2 separate regions of the Homo sapiens genome follow, and region 2 is linked to region 1. Evidence: chromatin contacts called from ENCODE Hi-C or POLR2A ChIA-PET data. All regions are on one chromosome and are shown on one strand. Each heading gives the region's core, a stretch centred on a gene start or an enhancer-like site at or near the end of the contact. The rest is flanking DNA. Distances are from core to core; before and after follow the strand shown.

The links. Hi-C counts contacts between places; a loop is a spot of excess contacts on that map. ChIA-PET counts read pairs that join two places held with the same protein, here RNA polymerase II (POLR2A). Pooled maps may share reads with other maps.
Region 2: a loop to region 1 is called in a map of sciatic nerve, with 5 times the contacts of the local background. The contact joins the promoter of PNPLA5 here to the enhancer-like site in region 1. A Hi-C loop is called at or near these places in 4 of 168 maps with a recorded cell type or tissue (astrocyte of the cerebellum, colonic mucosa, heart right ventricle and 1 more) and 1 of 50 pooled maps. POLR2A ChIA-PET finds 5 or more read pairs at or near these places in 2 of 52 experiments (AG04449 and Panc1).

What each region holds. Positions count from the first base shown.
Region 1 is chr22:43,846,526-43,850,600 of GRCh38, forward strand. All of the region lies in intron 1 of SULT4A1 (sulfotransferase family 4A member 1), which reads right to left. Among named protein-coding and RNA genes, the nearest start is that of SULT4A1, 14 kb to the right of the region's middle. Within about 2 kb of position 1,951, at least 2 of the 41 ENCODE cell types and tissues checked have a DNase peak (open chromatin) inside an H3K27ac peak, as active enhancers do.
Region 2 is chr22:43,889,921-43,893,995 of GRCh38, forward strand. PNPLA5 (patatin like domain 5, triacylglycerol lipase) reads right to left here and starts at 2,093. Exons shown (of 9, transcript NM_138814.4): 1 at 1,768-2,093; 2 at 1,142-1,374. The coding sequence starts at 1,960.

The DNA.
Region 1 (4,075 bases), core at 701-3,200:
TCAAGGAAGACTTCCTGGAGGAGGGAGCTTTGGAGCAAAGGCACTGAAGGAAGGAAGTGGTCTGGCTTGGTGATGGAAAACAAGCTCTTTTCAATACACACAAAGAACTTCTCAGCCCATGGACTCTCCCACCAACCTGAGTAGGAAGTACCACCATCCTCATGGCAGACGAGGCTAAGGCCAAAATGTGCCAAGGGTTATAGAACCAGGGTGTGGCTGCCTTGCCTGTTCCTCCTGGTGAGGACCATCCACCCAGCAGCTCAGGACAGCTGCAGTGAGGGGGTCTTTGTCCTTAGAAATCAGACTGTGGGCAGCGTCCCTGAAATGGGCCTCTCCCAGTGACATTTTCATCACCTATTTTTCACGTTCCCCACCCGTGCAGCCCCGCAGGCCAACGACCCAGACAGACCTTCTCTGCACGTTAAAGTCTTCTTACATCAATATCGGCCACTTCAGTTCCACAAGTCCCGTCCTCACCCCCATTAAATATTTATGCCAGAATATCAGCCAAAGGAAGCTCTTGACTCGTCAGGTCCACCCGGCCCTGTCCCCGTGGCCCTTCTCTCCAGCCTGCCACATCAATTTCCTGGTTGAACACCTCCTGACCTTACGTTTTCCAGCTTCCAGGAGAATTCAACAGCAGGTCAACGTGGGCATCAGGGAGGGAGGGGCACCGAGAACACACACCACGAAACACGCAGGGAACAGGCCCCGGCCTTCCTAGGGCATAAAGCCAGCTGGCAAGATGTGATAACATGATCAAAGAAAAATGGTCATTATACTATCTGGTCACTTACCCCATTCCAGGCACACTTCTAAGCACTTGGAACCAAAGATCAAACCCAGCTTTGAAGACAGCCCTAGCTCTGCAAGGCCCTCTGCCAGACGCCAAGCTGTGGCACCCAGCACTCCTCCCACTGGTCTCTCTCCATGCTCCTGGTGGTGCCCTTGGGCATGGGCATGAGCCCTGCACAGCCCCTCCACCCACCCTTGCTGTGGCCATCTGCACCCAGGGGCTCCTGAGGTCCCAGTGATGTGGCCCTGCCAGCCCTCCACCCACCCCCTCTTCTCTGGCCAGCCTCCCACCCCCTTCCAAGCCCAGCGCCCCAGTGGCCCAAAGCCTTCAACAGGCTGCCCTCTGCCTGGCCAGCTTGGGCTTGCTCTGTGGGTCACTGCTCGCAGGAAGCCCTCCCTAACAACACGCCTCTCGATCAGGTGCCCCTGCCTGGTCCCACAGAGCCCTGGACACTGTCCTAGCACACTGTCACGCTGTGCCTGGCTGGGGCAAGCCCTGTGAGGGCAGGGAACTGGTCTTAGTCACTGTTTTAGTTTCCTGGGGTGCTGCTGGAGATCACCCAAAACGTGGTGCCTTAAAACAAAAGAAACGTATTCTCTCACAGTTCTGGAGGCCAGAAGTCCCAAAGTCGAGGTGTGGGCAGGGCTGCGCCCCTTTCTGGAGACTGAGGGAGAATCCTCTTCTGCTGCTCTCCCCTCCACCCGCCTTGCCACCACCCTCCTAATTCCTGCCTGGCGCTCTGACCCCAGCACAGGTACCCCCACCCACCCAGCGAGCCTTTTATTCACTCAGCAGAGGGCTCACTATGTGCCAGGCTCCAGGCTGGCCCAGGAGTCCCAGGAATGACACCATCCCTGCCACCTTCCAGAAAATGGAGGTGGTGATGCCCCTCCCTTCTTCACAGAGCTGCTGGGGTCAAAGGAGATGACACGCAGAAGGGCCACAAAGTGACCTGCTGAGGCCCAAAGAGAATCAATATAAACAAATGTCAACTCAGCAACTGAAATCAAGATGGGGCACCAGCAACAGGGCCTGCTCCCGTGCAAGGACACGCCACAGTCTCACAGCAAACCTGGCAACCCTCATCCACAGCACAGGACCGGACCCTCCTGGGACCTACCGATGAAGCCACACACCTGGAGCAGGCAAAGCAATGCCCACAGCCAACCCTGTGGTTCCCTCCACTAGCCTCGAGCAGGAGGGTCCACAAGCACTGCCCTTACTGACAGGGAAACAAGGCACTGGGAAGTGGGGGCCACGCCTGGAGCTGGAGTCGCTTCCCAGCAGGGCCAGGTGGGGCCAAGGCAGGAGTGAGAGGTGGAGGAGTCCTAGTGAGGCCTGTCATGTTGCTGTGGGACAAACAGGGGGCATGGGGCTGTGGCCACACTGGGCCCCTTGCAGAGCAGTGAGGGCAAATACACCGCTGCCGAGGTGGGGGCCTGGGAGGGCACCAATCTTCCTCATCACAGCTGGGCAGCTGGAAGCCAGCCCAGGCCCCAGTAGATCCACCCTGAGTGGGGAAGAGTCAAGCTTTCAAACAGAAACCAGGGGAGCCAACAGGGCAGAGCCACCTGCTGGCCAGTGACTCGAGCCAAACGCTCTCCAGCAGCTCTTCGCAAGTCGGCTGGAAGCAGTAATTCACAGAAGTGCTTCTGCTGACACCACTGCAATCACTTCTGAGTGGCAAACCGATCAATACCCCCTGCAGCAGCGAGCAGTGCACAGTGACACCTGGACTTGGGTCGAGGCCTGTGGGAGGCCACTGCTGTTCTGGGGTGGAACTCCCCAGGACTCTAGGGCATGGCCTGTCTCAACACCGGGCACAGAGCCCATCAAAATTCCCACCAGAACTCACAGAAAGCATCAGAACTGATCAGAATGGCCTGGAAACCACTAGGACCCTGTGGCTGAAACCCTCTGATTTTCACTCACAGGATTCACCAGTTGCACCTGTGATAGGGACAGGGGGCAGGGAAAGATGGGGCAGAAGACGGCAGGTCCCCAGCAGGGGTCCCACCCTCAAGCCAAAAGGCCTGATACCAAGACCCAAAGTGACAGCTTACATCCCCGTTTTCCCGCTCAGATGTTATCTCTTCCAAAACCACTCCCTGCCCCCAATCCTGTGCTTATAAAAACCCCAGAATTCAGCCAGCAGAGAGAGAAAAAGTAACTGGACGTCAGAGACTACGGTTGGACATCGGACAGAAGCAGTGTGACTTCAGAGGAACAGGCTCATGGTGTAGCTTCGGAGAGTCTGGCCAGGGATGGCCAGACTCCAGGGGAAGATAACCTTCCCACTCAGTCCCATTTTCAGCTCCCCTTCCCGCTGAGAGCCACTTTCATCAGCAATAAAATCCCCCACATTTACCATCTTCAATTCGTTCATGCAGCCTCATTCCTCCTGGATGCCAGACAAGAACTCGGGTGCCACGAGTGCAGGTGCAAAAGGCTGTCACACTGACCCTTAACCCTCGCTGGCAGAAGGCAGCCGCCTCACATGAAAAGGCAGAGGGGCCCACTGAGCTGGTAACACTTAAGCCCCGACAGCTGGGTTAAAAGAGCACTGGAAAACTTCCTCTGAACCCCAGGTGCTGCTGCGGGGCTGGTACAAAGTTTGTTCCTGCCTCGCTCACCTGCGTGCTCCCTCCCTGGAGGGTGGAACGAAGGAGGTTTGAGTGAGTGGAGTCCACCCCTGCCAGTGCCAGAGCAGCCAGCTGACTCCAGCACTCGTGTACTCCAGCTCCCGCCTGCGAAGCAGTCGGGAAATGTCTGGCTTCACCTGCACCTAGTTGAAAAAGTCAGTCCTGTAAGGCACAAAGACCCACGGTTCTCTCCTCCTCTAATCCCACTCCCCGGAAGGAGACCTTTGGTAGATTATTTTTACCCTCAAATTTCCAAAAAGTGTACTGATATCATTATTTTATGATCTGCACATTTTAGATGGGCTAATGATTTTCGACTACGAAAGATGAGGACTTAGCCAAGTTCCCTTACTCACAAGCTTCCCTCCTGCCGATACAGTCGCAGCACGATTTTGGATTTAATTCAAGGCTTAATTTGGTGTTTAATGCAAAGTACACCATGTAGTGATTACATTTCCTCTTCTGTATTCTATTTCACTTTTCCCAGAGTAGGTAACTGCCTTAGTTTGCTTATTTCATTTTCTATATTGCTATTAATCATTCCTTCCACAACTCTAACAAGCCTCAACGTGGCCAGAGACATGGGTGGGTGTTCGCTCGATCCTGTTTGCTGCTTGGGGACATGCCCCTGTTCCCT
Region 2 (4,075 bases), core at 843-3,342, 44 kb after region 1:
CTTCCTAGGCACGGTTTCTAATCCCAACAGCCTGCAAAGGAGGTGTCATCAGTCCCACGTCCAGATGAGGGAGCTGAGGCATCACCTCCCAGCCAAGCTCTCCAAGGGAAGCAGGGATTGGAGCACCTCTGTCTTGACACCCACCTCCTCTTTCTGTGGGTGTGCAGGGAAGGAGGCCAGGTGCAGGCTCCTGAGGAAGCCAGCCGGGGACCCCAAAGAGTGGCCCAGACTCCTTGCCTGTGTAGCAGTTGGGATGGGGCCTGGCACATAGTAGGTGCTCAGTACACATTAGCTGCCGTGACTGTTATCAGTCTGTGGGAACAAAACTGTCACCTGCATCTCCATCTGGTCAGGGCCAGGATGGGTTCTGCACCTCCCAGAGAGAGTTGGGACGTTTCCAAGGGTTCCATGAGACAAAGTCCTATATTCAAAAGTTTGCAAGCTCTGGGTTGGTGGTTCTCAACTAGGAGTGATTTTCTCCCCTACAGGACACCTAACAATGTCAGAGACATTTTTGGTTGTCACACTGTGTGCCTGCACTTGAGCGTGCGCGTACACACTATTGGCAAATAATAGTGTCAGGGTGTATGTGAAGCATCTTTTTTAGACATCCTATTTCATTTCAATACTGGATGGTTCCTTACCTCCTTACTTGGAGATGAGTTCATTATCGATACCGCCTGCCCCCCAGAACCACTGAGCATAGAAGCCCCAGGAAGGCAAGGGTTTCTGTCTGTTTTGCTCCCTGTTACAGTCACAGTGCCTAGAATAGTGACTGGCACATAATAGGTGTTCAATAAATGTCAACCCACCGCCAAAAAGCGGCGGGAGGATGGAGTGGGGTGGAGGCTGGGGCTAGCCAGCTGCCCTCTGGAAAGAGCAGTCCCTGTGGGGGCCCTGACTCAGCAGCCTGACTCTGCCGGGCCCCAGCCAGACCCTTCTGTGTGCAGCAACCTGGAAAGTCTCCAGACCCACCCTGCCGACCCTCTCTGGGCCTCAGTTTCCTCACCTACAAACAGGTCCACCCGCCCTCCCTCCTTCCGCCCCTGCAGAAACGTCTGACGGGGAAGTACCTGGATGTCACTCTGGACTAGATGGAGCCCGCCCACCAGCCAAGCCCTGGGCACCCCCCGCCCCACACCTGGATGAGCTCATCGCAGGTGGCGAAGTCAGTGACCAAGAAGTTGCGTCCGTCAGGCCAGCGGGTCAGCGAAATGCCCAGCCGCTGGGAGGCCAGGACGTGGGCGTCGGGGGGCAGAGCATCCTGCAGCTGCTGCTTGACGTGCTCGATGGGCGCGTAGGCCGGGTGCAGGATGCTTAGGCTCAGCCGCTCCAACTGCCCAACCATGCCCAGGAGGTGGGAGCAGCAGAAGTCTGCAGTGGGGGCAGGGAAAGGGAGACCTCAGCGCCCAGGGATCCTGCCAGTCCCTCCACACCCCCACTGCCCTCCTAGGTGCAGTGGGAGCGGGGTCCTCCCCACTCCAGCTCAGAATTTCTGGGCTCGGCCCCGGATTCAAATGATCCGTTCACCTTTTCACTTTTTGCCCCGCCGACCTGGGAAACAGAGTTTCTGGCTCTGAGCCACGATCCCTCCTCTGCAAATGGGGGTCACCTAGTCCCCAGCACTCGGTGTTCTCATGGGATTAAATGAGGCTGTGCCGGGGGTAGAGGGCGCAGAGCACAGCGCCAGGCACCAGCGTCTCTGGGCTCGATCCGCTTTCATTAAGCTGTCCCCGCCCCTTTTCGCCCCCGCGGTCCGGGACTCACCGACCGACTTGCCGCAGACGATGCTGACTGCGTTGAGCGCCCCAGACGAGGAACCGTAGATGCGGCGGGCGCCCTGGAGGAGGCGCGGGGCTCGCTGGCGCAGGCATTCGGTGGCGCCCACGTGGTGGGCGCCCAGGTAGCCGGCGCCGGAGAAGGACAGGTTCCATCTGCCCTCCTCCTCTAAGAAGCCCATGGCGGGTGGACCGGGCGGGGTGATCGGGACGAGGAAGGGTCACTCCGTGACCCGGGATAGGGCCGGGATGCAGCCTTGGACGGGGCTGGGCCCAAATGTGGGCTCTGGAGGGAGCCGGGCTGGGGCTGGTGCTGGTGCTCCCTGCGCCGCCCCCGGGCTGCGTCACCTGCGCCCCAGCCAATGAAGTCCCCGGGTCGCGATCAGCCCCCACTCCAGTTGTGCGCCAGGTGTGCCCCAGAAGTGCCCGCGCGCTGTGTATACGCTGGCGCCGCCCCCACGCGCCCGCCCCGGATCCGCATCGGGTCATAGATTTCTGGGTGACACGGCAGGGGAGTGGGACCAAATCTTGCCTGATCTCTGGTAGTCTGGGCAGATGTTATTCCAGTCCTCATTACGCAAATGAGGCAACTGAGGCGCAGCCCAGGATGGTGACAGCCAGGAAGTGGCAGAGTCGGACCCAGGACACCTGGTCTTTGGGGTCAAACCAGGCTTAAGTCCGCAGCTGTGCTGGTTCCAGGGAGGGACTTGAGGGAAAGAGAGGTCTCGGGGCCAGCCTCCGCTCCAGCCAGCACCACTGCACCTTCCCCTGGCTCACCCGCTCTCCAAGCCTCACCTACCACTACAGCCTGCTCAAACATCCCACCTCCTCCCTCCTCCCCTAATCAATCCATTGGAAAGTGCTTTATAAACTGCAAAGCTCCAAGAACTTGGGTTTGTAGTGATTAGGGCTGTCTGGGCTCCAATTCTGGCTCCAGAATGTCTTGGCTGGTGACCCTGGATAATTTAACTGATCTGTGCCTCAGTTTTCTCATCCATCAAGTGGGGATAATAACATTACTTACTCCATAGGACCGGTAAGGATTAGAGTTAATGCAAGTAACGTGTTTGGAATAGCGCCCGGCACTGGATAAGCACACAAACAATGGTTACTACGGTGATTGTTTTAATCAAGTGGCGCACAATCAATGGCAACCGCTATGTTATTTATTTATTTATTTAATTTTGAGGCAGAGTCTCACTCTGTCACCCAGGCTGGGGTGCAGTGGCACAATCTCGGCTTACTGCAACCACCACCTCCCAGGTTCAAGCAATTATCCTGCCTCAGCCTCCCAAGTAGCTGGGACTACAGGCACGCACCACCACGCCCAGCTAATTTTTGTTATTTTCGGTAGAGACAGGGTTTCACCATGCTGCTCAGGCTGGTCTCGAACTCCTGGCCTCAGATGATCTGCCCACCTCAGCCTCCCAAAGTGCTGGGATTACAGGCAGGAGCCACTGCGCCCATCCCTGTGTTACTGCTTTAATCACATGGCACATATCAGTGCCTTCTCATGTGAGCTCCTTGAGGGCCAGGTCCTCCATCTGTGCCTGGAAGAAGTGTGGCACAGTGTTTGTGGACTGAATGCTCAGCCCATGGCCTGGGTGGGTCATTTTCGGAGGAAGAGGTGGGAGGATCTGCTTCTCTTAGCCTCACACCTACCTCTTCCTTGACCTGGGAGTGAAGGGCAGCTTGCCCATGGGCACTGGGTGCAGAAGGCACCCTGGGACAGGCCAGCCCAGCCTCCCCTCCCACAGAGGTGGGCGGTACCGGGCTTTGCTGATCCCACACCAGGGGCGGCATCCTTGCCTCAAAGACCATGGGCCTGCACAGACTCACCCACCTGGTGGCAGGTACCCCAGGCTATCTCCATTGCGGGAAGGACCCAGCCCCAGCTGCAGGGGGTAATTAGAAGCCATGTGCTGACTCTGCTCCAGGAGGGAACCAGGTCACAGCAGGCACAGCCAGGAACATTTCACCCACAGTTGTGACTGTGCCGGAGGCAGACTGAGCCTCCCTGGAACAGTGGACCACCAGTGTGAGTTCAGGAAGGGAGGAGTTCAGGGGCTGGGAGTTCAGCAGGGACATGTTCCGGAGGTTTCGGAGAAAAAGCAAGGTTTGAGCAGGACCTTGGAGGTCGATCAAGGGTTCACCACGGGGAGAAAGGGAGATGGGCACAGAGGGAAGAGTTTGAGCAAAGGCACCAGGCAGGGAGGAGTAGGGAGGAGTGAGAAGCCAGCCAGCGGGAGAGAGCAGTCATGGCGGTGAGGGCAGGTGGTGCGGGGCTGTGGGAGGAA